2 separate regions of the Homo sapiens genome follow, and region 1 is linked to region 2. Evidence: read pairs that join two places in POLR2A ChIA-PET (ENCODE). Cell type or tissue: HepG2. All regions are shown on one strand. Links, peaks and the distances in the headings refer to the core of each region. The heading gives the core; the rest is flanking DNA.

Region 1 (7,550 bases), core at 1,358-5,357, 210 kb before region 2:
TAAAATCCTTTTAGCCAAATAAAATGCTTCCCAAAAGATAAGTTCATCAAAAGCCCTCACAACTCTAAACATTAGTCTTGCTAGGCTGACTCATCCTTCCCCCACCCCAGTTATATAAGGTAGATTCCTTGTGGTCCCTCAATCTCATACCCTTGTCCCTACAAGCTGGTTTCAAGGACAGTGGCTGGTACAAGATATTCTTAAACTGACACTCCCAACTCAAATCTACCAACCACTACCTTAAACCCTTGGATTGAATAAATTTGTTCCCAGTGTCTTTTCCTTGATTTTCTTTCTCTAGCTTCCTCTGTCCTCATAATTACTGTTTTTCCTCTTGAGTGCAAATGAGTCTTTCCTTCCTTATGTCATCTCCTAAACCTCCCTGAAGGAATTCTCTTGTGAGTTCTGGCAATTATAAAAAGTAGCAAGGGGCCAGGTGCAGTGGCTCACGCCTGTAATCCCAGCACTTTGGGAGGCCGAGGCTGGTGGATCAGGAGGTCAAGAGATTGAGACCATCCTGGCCAACAGGGTGAAACCTCATCTCTATCAAAAATATAAAAATCAGCTGGGCGTGGTGGCACATGCCTGTAATCCCAGCTACTTGGGAGGCTGAGGCAGTAGAATTGCTTGAACTTAGGAGGCAGAGGTTGCAGTGAGCCGAAATCACGCCACTGCACTCCAGCCTGGTGACAGAGCTAGACTCTGTCTCAAAAAAAAAAAAAAAAAAAAAAAAAAAAGTAGCAAGGATGCTAAAGATCAGTTTTAAAAAAATGAAAGTAAGTGTACATTTGGTTCTGGAAACCACATGCTTTTATGCTATCTTAGTCACTAGCAGAGAAGGGTTCCTTGACAAGGAATCAGGCTATAATATTACTTAATACTTAGTATCAAGGCAGGACTGCAAGGTGATATTTACCATGACTCTCCTTGTACCAAGGGCTGGATTTCTAGCAACTCCTTCCCTGGGGCCAAAGTCTAATACTTTTATGGCCAAAAGAAGTTATGTAACAAGTCAGAGGAGATGAAGGCGGGAATTAGATCCAGGTCCAAAGTGTCAGTGGCATTGTGCACAAAAAACTGACTCCTAGAGGGAATAAAGGTCAAAGCTGATCTGACCACTTGGCAGTTTGAGGATGTCATTAGTTGGATAAAACGTCTGAAGTCTGGCCGGGCGTGGTGGCTCACGCCTGTAATCCCAGCACTTTGGGAGGCCCAGGCGGGCGGATCACCTGAGGTCAGGAGTTCGAGACCAGCCTGACCAACATGGAGAAACACTGTCTCTACTAAAAACACAAAAATTAGCTGGGCGTGGTGGCGGATGCCTGAAATCCCAGCTACTTGGGAGGCTGAGGCAGGAGAATCACTTGAACCCAGGAGGTGGAGGTTGTGGTGAGCCAAGATCGCGCCATTGCACTCCAGCCTGGGCAACAAGAGTGAGACTCCGTCTCAAAAAAAAAAAAAGGCTGAAGTCTAACCCATTCAAAAGGGGTAGCTTGCACCTCATCTGCCAGCTCTACACTGAAATAAGAAAGGAAGCCCAGCTTCTGACGCTTCTTCCAGCAGTCAGTAGGATGGCTTGACAACCAGCACCAGACCCTAATCATCCCTTCACCATACCCCAGTGGGAAAGTATCCCTAGTACAGGGTTCAACAACACTCTGTCTCTAAGGGTGACAAACAAGAGGTTTACAAGCTAGTTTAACTGAGGTGAAGGGAGACCTGGAAAGAGGCAGTAGATGTGTCCTTGGATGGCCACACTTGTCTAATTGACGTCTTTGTGTGAATTACAAGGTTCTCATTCTGGGCCAGGTGCGGTGGCTCACACCTGTAATCCTAGCACTTTGGGAGGCCAAGGCAGGCAGATTGCCTGAGCTCAGGAGTTCGAGACCAGCCTGGGCAACACGATGAAACCCCATCTCTACCAAAATATGAAAACTTAGCCAGGCATGGCAGCATGCACCTGTAGTCCCAGCTACTCGAGAGGCTGAGGCAGGCGGAGGTTGCAGTGAGCCAAGATCACACCGCTGCACTCCAGCCTGGGCAACAAGCAAGACTCCGTCTCAAAAAAAAAAAAAAAAAAAAAAAACCCTCACTCTGGATGGACACAGCACCATGCGTGCACAGCTTGGATGGAATGCTAACTGGATTTTGGCCCCCATGGCTTTCTATACTTGGGAACAGTGCACAACACACAGCCACACAGTGCTGCCCCATTCCATAGTTCAGAACTAGAAATAAATTAGGTTCAAGGCAGTGTTGAAAAAGATAGTAGGTCTCATGTCTGGGTCAGCCCAACCCAAAAGCAGCCTTCTCACATTCTTCTGCAGACTCCTCTGGGGCATCAGTCCGTGCCATGTGAGCTAAGAGAAGAGGGTGTTAGGAGGAGCAAGAGTGGAGGGGACACGGTGGCCCTGCCAGGACTCACACTCAAGCCAGCCATGTCCTAACCATACTTTGACACAGCCACTGAGGCCCAATACACACCCATCATCAGCTCAGTCACCACCATCTGTCCCTGAGGAAAATTATAGAAGAACTCATGCTTGCTTATTCTGGGATACATTTGGGGATCCAACAATGATATATGAAAAATCAGGCTGAATGGCATGGTCACCAATTAAAAACAAATAGGGAAAGGCATGCAAATCAGGATCTAACGGATTCTAAAAGAAGAGGAATGGGACTACACCCATCCCATCACTACTCCAAACACCAAGAACAGATAAAACGTAAAAAGATATTTAAAAGGGATGCTCTAAAGCAAGATAATGATCTCTTTTGGCCCAACTGATTTCAGCTCTTCAGGATTCATGGGAATTCCACACATGGTGGGTACCCTGAGCCAAGCTCACTATGAGAAATCAGGACTATACCAGTGTCTCCCACCCATCCTACCAGTGACATAAGAGCTACTACAGCTGCTGCCTGACGTTTAAGCCTCCTGTGAAGCTTCAAACAAAGGGAGACAGAAGGAAACTGTCACAGTCCTGAAATTAAAGTAACTTATCCTGAGCAAGCTGCCACAAACGCAGGGACTGGACTTGTGACCTATTCAGTCCCCACTACCCATAAAATACCTGGTTCTGAGCTGACATTCCAGGGGGACTAAGGGAGAGACAACCATTCAGGAAGGAATGAGTGAAGAAAGAGGGAAAGAGGGACACTCTCTAAATGAAGAAAACCAACAAATGTCAGCCAACACAGCAAATGCAATGGAAAAAATAATCCAAAAAGGGTATATATATTTTCAGGATCTTCACAGAGATAGTGGAAGGAATAACATTCATTTAAAAGATGAAATGAAAACATGCACAAATGAAATTAGAAGAGGTAAATGAAAAATATGATAAATGAAAAATACAGAAACCGAAAAGCTTAATGAATTAGATCACCTCTAGTCTGTACACTCTCAAAAAAAGATTAGGGAATTGAAAAACTATGCTGGGAGTACACTACTGAGAAGGAGAAAAAATTATGAATGGGCAGTTAAGAGACATGGAGAATATACAGATACCCTTCAAAATATAATCAAGTGCAGAAAAACAGAGAGTTGGAATTAGAAGGGCAGCAGTATTCAAAGGATTAGTGGCTAAAAATTTGCAAGAACTGAAGAAACACAAGAAACCACATTTCGAAATGCATTCTGTAAAGCAAGGTGAATCAATAAAAATAAATTCACAACCATAGTGTGTTGTCAAACTACAAAACATTGTAAAAATTACTAGAGAAAAGACAAATTCCTATGAAGGAATGACAATTAGACTGACAATGGGTTTTCCATCAGCTACAATCAATGCCAAAAGAAAATGGAGTATAGTTCCCACATACTGAGAGAAACTAATTATCTACCTTGAATTCTATATGTAGCTATTTAGGCATAATAGACAAACAGAGTTTACCACTCACAGACTCCCACTGAAAAAAACATTTAAAAACTGAAGAATGCACTTCAGGAAGAAACAATCCAGAGAACAATGAGGAGAGAAATTGACAAAAATATAATAGTGGTATATTTAATTCTTAACCATAAAAATAACTATTTTGTGGGGTTTTGGGGGGGTTTATTTAAAGGTAAAATAAAACTCTAGACAACAACAAGAAGAAAGATACGTGGAGTATCTGTACAGGGGGAGGGGAGGAATCAATAGATTATTTTCTTATCCATAGGAGAAGAGATATACTGAATAAACACAGGCCTTATAGACATTTCAAAATTGAAGTATGTGTTAAAACTGTAAGGACAACTAATAAAACAAGAAAAATACATCATATATATTCCAAGCCAACAAAGGGAATGAAGGGGAATAGAGAAAAAAAAATCCCACAGAAGGTAGAAAAGAAAAAAAAGGCAGCAAGGAGAAAGGGTGATTGCGGCAGAAGTGCCCAGATGTCTGCCAAAGGTCTGTGTTCCTCTACCACGTGAGGGAGGGTCGTTGGAAGTGGCTGCCACAGTAACTTTATTTCCTAGGTCCCTCTTGCATCTAGGTGGGACCATGTGACTAGTTCTCATCTATGAAATGTGAGAGGTGACATAAATTACTTCCAGGCTAATGTGGTTAAAGAAGCAGGTGTGTCTACTCCACTGCCTCTTTCCCTTTCTGTGGTGATTATGCACCCCACACATACGGAGTGACAGAGCCACTAGATGGAAGGAAGGAGCCTGGTTTCCTGAACGACTGCAAGGGGCAGACCATCTATCCTATCTGTGCCACTGACTGGATTTCACATGATAAAATATAACTGCTTTATATTTTAGATAAAATATAACTGCTTTATATTTTAGATAAAATATAACTGCTTTATATTTTAGATAAAATATAACTGCTTTATATTTTAGATAAAATATAACTGCTTTATATTTTAGATAAAATATAACTGCTTTATATTTTAGATAAAATATAACTGCTTTATATTTTAGATAAAATATAACTGCTTTATATTTTAGATAAAATATAACTGCTTTATATTTTAGATAAAATATAACTGCTTTATATTTTAGATAAAATATAACTGCTTTATATTTTAGATAAAATATAACTTTTATATTTTATAATATACATAAAGTATAATTATTTTATAAACTATATAAGTATTACTATATATATAAATATTAAATATAATTATTTTATCATGTAAAATCTAATCTTCAATGTGCTGAGCCACTGAGGTCTCCGGATTAATCTGTAACCTCAGCCAACACTGCCTTAAGTAATATAAATGGTAAACAGGAAACACAAAATAAGCCAAACATATCAACAATCACAAAAATGTAAATAGATTAAGGCAGGAGTTGGCAAACTATAGCTGGCAGAACAAATCTACCCATGCCCATTTATTCACGTGGCCTGAGGCTGCTTTTGAGTAGCTGTAACAGATACTGTATGACCCACAGAACCTAAAATATTTACTGGCTGACAGAAAAAAGTCGCTAACCCCCAGATTAAATCTACATATTTTAAAATGGAATGAGATTGGTTTAATTTTTAAGATCTGAACAATGCTATTTATGACAAACATAATTTTGAAAATCACACCAAAGACTAGAAAATACACAGAAGGATAAAGATATTCCAAGCAAATATTAACCAAAAGGATACATACTTAGCAATATTGATACAATATAAAAGTTAACCACAACTGCATTAATATGGATAAGTAAACTACATTAAAAAAGTAAACTACATAAAAATAAAATTAAAAAGATATACCCACAAAATATAACAATCTTGAACTTATAAGTGCCTCATTACATAAAGCAAAAATAAGAGTTACAATGAAAATTTTTTCAGAACTATAAATAAAGAGGCAAATCTTACCACAAATCTTTCAGAAACTGATAAACCAATAAATTTTGGTTAAAGAAGCAGCAGTTAAAAGATTTGAAAGCTGTGAGAGAACAGGTGAGGGTTTCAGAACCACCCGAGGGGCTTGTTCAAGTAACACATACACTGCCCACCTTATCCAGAGAGAAGAAAAGTGAGAGATCCTTTGAGAACAACTGATTCAGTATATCTCTTTGATTGTGGAAGAGGGGCATACCTTAGGGGTGTTATGCTATTGTCTCAGTATGATTTGCGCTGCTATAACAAAATACCTAAGACTGAGTAATCTATAAAGAAGAGAAATGTATTCTGTCACCGTTCTGGAGGCTGGAAAGTCTAAGATCAAGGCATCAGCAGGTTCAGTTGTCTGGTATGGTCTGATCTCTGCTTCCAAGATGGCACCTTGAATGTTGTGTCCTCACATGGCACAACATTAAGCCCTCCTTTAAGCCTTTTTATAAAGGCACTAATCCCATTCACAAGGGATGGAGCCCTCCTGACCTAATCACCTCTTAAATGTCTCACCTCTTAACAGCATTACATTAGCCATTAAGTTTCAACATTTGAATTTTGGAAGTGGAAGGGACACATTCAAACCATAGCAGCTATGATTGAAAAATTAAAAAAAAAAAGGTTAAGAACTGTCTTTCTCCAGGTGGGGAACAGCAGTCAATCTCAATGATAAGTGCTCTGAAAAGAAACATATGTTGATTTACCAAGTATTTAAATCGTTTCCAACACGAGCTTCTCCATAGCTACCAGGGATATAAAAGGACTGGAATAAGAAGAACAAAACATCTGTTGTAACAGTGATCAGGTATCTCTCCTGAATTTCTGAATAATTGTTCCTAAAATTCAAAATGGGTAAAAGCTTTGTCTTATTATTACAGATTCAGTTTAACTAAATAAGAACGGCTCAAAACAGGTAATATTTTTTAAGTTGTTCAAAACAATCTATATATTGACCCAAAATGTTGGCCATCCAGCTTTAGGGAAATTTTATCAACAGACAATGTATTAAAAGGTACTCCATTCCCTTTAAAAGTTCAAGGTCCAGACCGGGCGGGGTGGCTCACGCCTGTAATCCTAGTACTTTGGGAGGCCGAGGCAGCGGATCACGAGGTCAGGAAATCGAGACCATCCTGGCTAACACGGTGAAACCCCGTCTCTACTAAAAATATAAAAAATTAGTAGGGCATGGTGGCGGGCGCCTGTAGTCCCAGCTACTCGGGAGGCTGAGGCAGGAGAATGGCTTGAACCCGGGAGGCGGAGCTTGCAGTGAGCCGAGATGGCGCCACTGCACTCCAGCCTGGGCTACAGAGCGAGACTCCACCTCAAAAAAAAAAAATAAAAATAAAAATGAAAATAAAAAAAATTCAAGGTCCAGCCGGGCTCAGTGGCTCACGCCTGTAATCCCAGCACTTTGGGAGGCCGAGGCGGGCCGATCACGAGGTCAGGAGATCGAGACCATCCTGGCTAACACGGTGAAACCCCGTCTCTACTAAAAATATAAAAAATTAGCCAGGCATGGTGGCGGGCGCCTGTAGTCCCAGCTACTAGGGAGGCTGAGGCAGGAGAATGGCGTGAACCCGGGAGGCGGAGCTTGCAGTGAGCCGAGATGGTGCCACTGAACTCCAGCCTGGGCGACAGAGCGAGGGAAAAAAAGTTCAAGGTCTCAGCCTGGCCAATATGGTGAAACCCTGTCTCTACTAAAAATACAAAAATTAG
Region 2 (7,550 bases), core at 1,161-5,160:
GGGCCATAAGACTGTTTAAAAATTGATTTGCATCCCCATTGTTCCCACAGACAGGATCTCTAACGTTAGACTCATAAGGCTTTTGTTGAAGGATCACTTAAGAGTTTTTTTAGACCTGAATTCCAGCAACCAGTTTGAAGACTCCCACAGGGTCTTACTATATTTCTGTAAGCATGCAATTCTTGTCAACCCTGTGGGGGCAGTATCAGCAGCACCGGCCCTTAGTAGTCCTGGTTTATGAGTCCTCAGGAACCGCCAGGAATGGGATCAGCATGGGAACACGGCTTCTTCATCTCCCTGTTCCACGATGCCACTCTGCACTCTTCGACCAGTCAATGATCTCCACATTTCAGCCTACTCCCAAACTCCTAAAAACCCAAACCCCAAATTCCTTGGGGAGACGGACTTGAGGCTTTCTACCATCTCTTCATTCAGTGACACCACAATTAAACCTCTTTCTCTGCTGCAACTGGGTGTCTCTGAGTATTGACTTGCCATGTACACCAGTCAATGACTCTTTTATGGACACACTACTGCCTTAATTCCTCCCACCAATCATATCTGACCCTCGGTTCTGGCCCCACCCTAGAGCTTCCTAATTCTTAGGAAAGGAGAACAGAGAAAATATCTCTTACACACACACACTCTCTCACTAGCAGGTTAGTGACTTAAAGGTTTAAATTGGAAGCCATGTTTTAAGAACTCCTATTAAATGTTTACAAAACTTTTGTATTTGCACAGCATCCTTTCCCACTGTTCCCACTTTGATAATCACCCCCTCATTGGTTTTTGGTACCACTCAAGTTAAAATATTTGGGTCTTTGTGATACACAGAGACCAGGGAAGCAGAGAAAGGTCTACAGGAAAATGTGCAATGGATAGCCTCCATGCCCAGGTGCCAGTCATCATCCATCACCACCTCTTAGGAGATGGAACCCAATGGATGGTCCCAACACAAAGGAGATGCTTATTATTCCCTGCAAAATTATCATGGATCTCAGGCCCTGTCTTTTTAGACTTTGGGTGGAAACTTCCCCTTTGCATTTCTGTTGTCCCCTGGACAAAGGAGATGGAATTTTATGTCAGCCATGATTCAAGTTAGTCAATACAAACCTGGCTGACACACTATTGAAGAAAGCATTTTATATGATGCTGCAGGTAGGTGTGCCCTGGAATTTTAGCTGCCTTCAGCTAAAATACTCATGTAAATGCTCACTTCAAAATGTATGTGCAGGTCAGATCCTGGGACAGATGCCAAGATGCTGCTAATATTGTTTTGTTAGGCCATGATTCTGTGGTGGTTTCTTAAATGCAGTCTTATTGCCATCTTCCTTTCAACAGCACTGGGCACACAGTTGGTATTAAACATGCTTATTAAAGAACTGGATGAAAGAAGTAGTGGTAGAAATCATCTCTTAAATTAGATGCCACGATTTGGGGATCTTTTCATTTTTTTAAGGATACAGAAATTTTCATTGTAGGAAACACTGGAAAGAGAATTGATATAGAGCCCATTTGAATATTGTCTAGACATTGATAAACATGGACTAACACACAATCACAATTCCAATGTACAAAGATAGGGAAATAATATAGCTATGTCTTATTTATCATTTCATTTGGATGTACTTCTATGCTTTAATAAGTTACAATATTAGAGCTGGAGGAGATTTGCCAGATGCAAAAACTGAGGTCTAAAGAAATGAAGTGACTTGCCCAAGGTCACACATTAGTTAGTAGCAGGTTCTGGACCACAGTTCGGACGTCTCAATGCCTACTGGCATTTTCTCTTCTATTGCTTGCTCATAATGAGGCTTTCTCCTTAGCTGTATTTTTGCTACCATATCACACGAATGTCTCCCCCTTTAATTTTGAAGTCCACTGTGCCAGAGGCGAGCCAGTCTCACTCCTTGAGAAAGGCTGCTGAAAGCAGTTTTTATTTCACCTATATCACCAGATTTTAGTCATTCTCTGGCTTAATAACATCTCTGATGAATTGGTGGAAACACTGCTGTCTGAAATATTTCTGAGTCACAACACAGCTCTGCATTTCACGAACTATGCTAATTTTAAGAGGGGCAACATTATTGTGGAAACAATTTGCTTAGAAATGCCATGAGTTTCCCTTCTCTTCTTCTTATCTTCTTATTTTTTTCTCTCTCTCTCTCATCACACACATACAAACACACAAACCCCAATTATTTCCTGCCTTCAAAGGTCTAAAAAGGAGCTGGAAAATTATCCATGTTCTTCCCCTTAGACCTGACCACACCTGTATATCTCAGATACGAGCAAATGTGGCTGTTTGTACAGAGAAATCCTCCCTCAGAAGCGCCTTCGGCTTCCAATAACTCTCATTAGGACTGAGGCCCGTGTGAGTGCATAGCACACATAGGCACAGTGTGGGCAGCCAAGCTAACCAGAGAACGCCCCCAACCCCCACCACTGGAAGCCCACTAAAGGCAGTGCAGATGGAGAGGGGTAAAAAGTTAACCCACAGCTACGTTTTCTACACACATAATGCCGGGCTCTATCAGGAAGCTTTTCCTGGGAGACAGGCCTGAATAGTCACACTGGCTCAGAGCTTGTTTCTGGTGAAAGATTCTTTGAATTTGTCATACCATCTTCTTATCAAGAAATCTTTCCTATTCTAACCTCTCACAGGAAAGGTCATTGCTATCACTTCTCACTGACCACTGTGAACACACAGGGGAGGAGGTGACTATCTCTGAGTCACTGTTGACTGTTAGCTTCCTCCAGGGCAATCATCTTCCCAAGAAAGGCACATCTGTCCTCTTACTATGATCTAGCAGCTGCTGATGTGAAATCTGTTGAATAGACCTTTATTGAGAGCATCTGTGTGCTGAACTCTTAGTAGATGAAGATAAATAATGTGAACCCTGCATTTGAGAAACTTATGATGGAGTAGAAAAGATGATATCACTAATGATGATGGTAATAACGATTAGTATATGCCAGGCCTTTTACTAACTCATTTTAATTCCCACATCTACCCTATTAAATATTATTTGTAAGGAAGCTGAGGCTCAGAGAGGTTATGTGACTTGCCTAAGGTCACACAGCTAATTAGTGACAAAGCCATACTGCCTTTCTCCAAAGACCATGGTGCCAACCACTGTGAAAAAGCAGACAATTTCAGCAGGTGGTAAGAACTGTAGAGGAGTGTGTTCAAGGCACCTTGGGAGCACAGAGAGGCCATCTCACAGTCCGGGGAGTTAGAAAAGGCTTCCTGGAGATGTTCTCTGAGTGGCCTCGGGCCCCAAATCCCTCATCCAAAGGCAGAGTGACTCATGCAGTCACAAAGGGTGGTCATCACCTCTACCTCCACGAAGCCCATTGAGTCTCCACCCACATTTTCCTCCTCCACATCTTGGCTGGACGTGACCTGCCCAAATTGCTGTTGGTCCTCGTACCAGACTCTTCTTCAGTGGGATTTACCCTTCTTATCCTTCTGCACCCTGGCACCCCCAACTCGGGTGGCTCAGTTTCTGTACAGTCTAAAGCAAGTAAGAGAATTGGCTGCTTTGGCTGCTGCCTCCCTTTCACCATTAAGTGAACCCGAGTGGCAGGGGAGGAGAATCAGTGCATTGAATCCGAATATATCTGGGATGGAGTGACTCCATTACAAACGCATTGTGTCATATTTGAACAATATAAGGATTCTTTCCTTCTCTCTGAGAGCCCACAGCTGCAATATTTCTATGCTGCTTTGCAGACTGTTATCACAGTTTTAATGAAGTGTAGTTGGTTTGAAGTAAAGTCTGTCAGTTCTCATGAAAAGAATTAAATTTTGGTCTTGCACTGCATATTCAGCTCTAAAACAGGACTCAGGGCTCATTATTCAGCAAACAGTAATTTGTTTTCATCCCCAAAATATTAATTGTGCTGCTGCATTTTCACCTGATGGGATGATGAGCTCATTATTGAGAAGGGTTTGCCCATAGGAAACGACTGATTACAATTATCTAGAAACCAATTGCTCAGAAAGAATTTGAAAGGGCCAGACATGGCAATGCCTAAGGGGCCCTCAGCTGGAAAAAGAAAACTAATTACCATTCACAATCTAGTGACATCCAAGGCAAACCAGTATGACCATTAGGATGTTTAAAATATTTGTAAAAGTTCTCTGGGGGCACTTTGTTTTGTAGCAATAATTAGTGATTATGAACATAGGGCCAGGGAATAAAACAAGGTTGTTTAGGACAACCCTTAATCTTCAATTAAGCCTATATGTCAAATGGGTAAAACTATCTCTCTTCTGGCTTATAGGTTGCCAATAACTTTAATCTCAGAGGTCTGCACATAAATAGCTGCTCAATAAATATTTGTTGAATGAATAAACAAATCTGAAGGCCTGTTCTGGCTATCCTGGCTTTTCCAGAAGTGATTTTCAACCAGACATTCTACTGTAGATTCCAAGAAGCAATCTAATTTTTCCAACCACGGCTCTGGAAGGTGCAGAGAACATGATTCATAAGGGAAAAAGAAAGAAAGAAAGGGAGAGAGAAAGAGACAGAGAGAAAGAGACAGAGAGAAAGAAAGGAAAAAAGGAATGGAGGGAGAAAGGGATGGAGGGAGAGAGGGAAGGAGGTAGGGAGGAAGGGAAGGGAATGGAATGGAAGGGAAGGAAAGAGAAGAAGTAAGGAAGGGGAAGGGAGGGAGGAAGGAAGAGAGAAAGAGAGAAAGGAAGGAAGAGAGAAAGAAAGAGAGAGAGGGAGGAAAGGAGGGAGGGAGGGAGGAAGGAAGGAAAGAAAAGAAAAGAAAGAAAGAGAGAGAGACTGGGCATATTGGCTTATGCTTGTAATACCAGCACTTTGGGAGGCTGAGGCAGGAGGACTGCTTGAGGCCACGAGTTCGAGGCCAGCCTGGGCAACATAGTGAAACCCTGTCTCTATAAAAATAAAAATAAATTTAAAAATTAGCTGGTGTGGTGGTGTGTGCTTATAGTCCTAGCTACTCAGGAGACTGAGGTAGGAGGATCACTTGAGCCCAGGAGTTGGAGGCTGCAGTGAGCCATGATCATGCCACTGTATTCCGGCCTGGATGACAAAGCGAGATCCTGTCTCAAAAAAAAGAGAGAGAGAGAGAGAGAGAGAAAGAAAGAAAAGAGAGCTATTAGGAGAAGATAAGGGACAGGGAAAAATAAAAGGGGTTGCAGACAGTCAGGAGGGACAGGAGAGAATATAAGAGGAAAGAAGGGCAGTGGGGTGGGCAGACTGAAAAGAGGAGGGTGACTTGGGAGAGCAGGCATCTAGTAAAGCAGTTAAAGGCCTAAGAGCAGCTTTAAATAGCTCTGAGTTCATCAAAAACAAGTGATATGACCTGGTAGTCTCAATAAATGAAAAGCAGAAATAGCCCCTTGGGAGGAATCTGTGTCTCTGGTGGTTTAACAGACTAAATAAAAAGGTTAAAAGAAAGAAAGAGAGAGAGAAAAAAAACGGTCTCAGCTTAAAAAATCTGTAGTCTTCCTAGAACTGTCAGGGAGTTCACTTACACAGTGATGAGAAAGGCCCTAGTTTCCAAAAGGGACTTTTCTAGAGAGAGACTCTAAAATAATTGCCACACCCACAGGTTAGAGCGCTGGTTGTGGGGAAATAAAGTCTGCTTATGCCAGAAAGCAGACCTAACTTATTCAGATAATATAGACTCTTTCCTTCTGTGAAATTTGGCTGGTATCATTGCTTTGTATACTGGCCACCATCAGAATTATGGTTTTGCCTGCCCTGCGCAGCAACTTAAAATGCTCATAATAGGCAAGTTCTTCATTATGTCTAACCTATATCTCTCTTGCTTTAATATAAGTTTCTTTTTTTCTCTCCAGCCTCATCAGAGGAGGAGATTAATTAGTGTCTATCTTCTGTACAGTATATTCCTTCACAGTCTTTACTCATTCATTAGCCTTCTCCCCCAAGGAAAGCTTTGAAAAATAACTAAATAGATAATGAGACCTGTTCCTGCTGCCTTTTTCTAACAAATCCTAATACTCAGTATTACGGACCTGCCATGGAGAAGAGAATCACAACAAAGAAATTTTCAGATTAAGAATTAACTGCATATTTCTTAAGCATTTGGTATAGATTAGCACCCAAACATTAACCACATAGTCTTCCAAACATTTTTATAAGACTGATCCAGGCAGGAATTATCACCTCCACACGAGGGAAGAAAATAGAACTGTTCCTTTCCCTAGCAGGTTATCAGCACAGCCAGAAGAAACCCCCAGTGTCTGGGCTTGAACTTTCTTGCCCTGCCTACAGCCCAAAATATCCTTCAGAAAGAAAAATTCTTTCAAAATGGGCATGTCTTCAAGTTAAAAGTCCAGAAAAAAATCTCAAGGAAAATCTGAGAGCCACAGCCACAACAGGCAGCTTGTTCCCGCTCTCTTGGCCATTCTAACTCTTCCCTCCACCTCCCGACTCATCCTCCCGTCATGCCAGCTTTCTCACCCTGAAATCCTCTTTCTCCAGATAAGAGCCTTTGCAGGAAATGCTCCAGCCATTGAATTGGTTCATAACGACAACTTTCTCAAAATTTTCCATTAAGCACCAGCTGCTCTTTAAGGTAAACTGAAGAGAAAGGTCATCGTCTTTCTTGCTGCTTAAACTAGAGCATGACTCAGAAGAACAAATACGGAAGAGATGGTGGTAATCCCCACATTATTTTTTAATATTCCACGTGCTACCGCAGGGCCCACACAAGACCCAGGACTAAAGTAAGTCTTTCTTTCCTTATGTAACTGTTTACCTTTGCACAGACTCTCTAAGCTCCCAAGATGTGCAGGTGCCTGCAGAAAAGGCACTCCATTCCTCCTCCCTCATACTAGACAGAAACCCACCAGGCAAGACTGGCTTCCTCTGGGTCAGGGAAGCAGATGCCCAAACCCACGTCACAACAGAAAGTGTGAAGCTGAGTGTGGGAGTGTGAGCACATCGTCTCCTAGTCAGAGAAGGTGGTAGAGACTGCGGGGAGATGAAAAGGCCCTATCCCCAACCAACACTGCTTCCCAGGCTCAGCAGCACCTGTGAAATGCCGTCATTAGAGATTCTTTGCCTTCCATCTTCTGGAACAAACCACACCGTGAATCATTAACAAGCCAATGGGAATTTGCTGATTAGATCACTCCCTCTGGAAGGGGGTGGGCGGAGGGAGGAGGTGCTCCCAGGTGCCCAGGCTGCTAGACATGGGGAAAGAAAGGTGGGAGGGCATAAAGGTGGGCTTTTCCATCAGCAATATTGCCCAAGCCCCAAGTAAGAGGATATAAACTGGAGCTATGGAAGAAGTGGGAGCAGGCATCCAGGTCACTCTCCTCGGTCCAGGCAGTCAATGGTTTCTAAGACTCCATGACTAGTTTCTCCTCACTGGCCTGTTAGACTGGCACACCATTTAAACACACACTCAGAACAGTTCTGCTCTCAGAATGCACCCCTCACAATCTTGATCTGCGGCCCTGGGTTTCCAGTATGGGCTTTCCCTGGGTACGATGTCAAGTTAGGTTGATAGAATCAGCTTTGGTACTTTGGCAAGGAAAA

The links. ChIA-PET counts read pairs that join two places held together with the same protein. Peaks named below come from ENCODE experiments on the same cell type or tissue, not always from the same donor. Only the 100,000 strongest peaks of a DNase experiment are listed, where the experiment ranks them.
Region 1: POLR2A ChIA-PET joins it to region 2 with 5 read pairs; 3 of 35 experiments call an interaction of 5 or more read pairs at or near these places.

The regions. Positions count from the first base shown.
Region 1 is chr14:32,214,497-32,222,046 of GRCh38, reverse strand. No RefSeq gene overlaps it. Among named protein-coding and RNA genes, the nearest start is that of RNU6-8, 15 kb to the right of the region's middle. In HepG2, for the core only: no CTCF peak of the experiment used is centred there; no DNase peak of the experiment used is centred there.
Region 2 is chr14:32,005,917-32,013,466 of GRCh38, reverse strand. No RefSeq gene overlaps it. Among named protein-coding and RNA genes, the nearest start is that of LINC02313, 65 kb to the right of the region's middle. In HepG2, for the core only: no CTCF peak of the experiment used is centred there; a DNase peak (open chromatin) is centred at 2,716.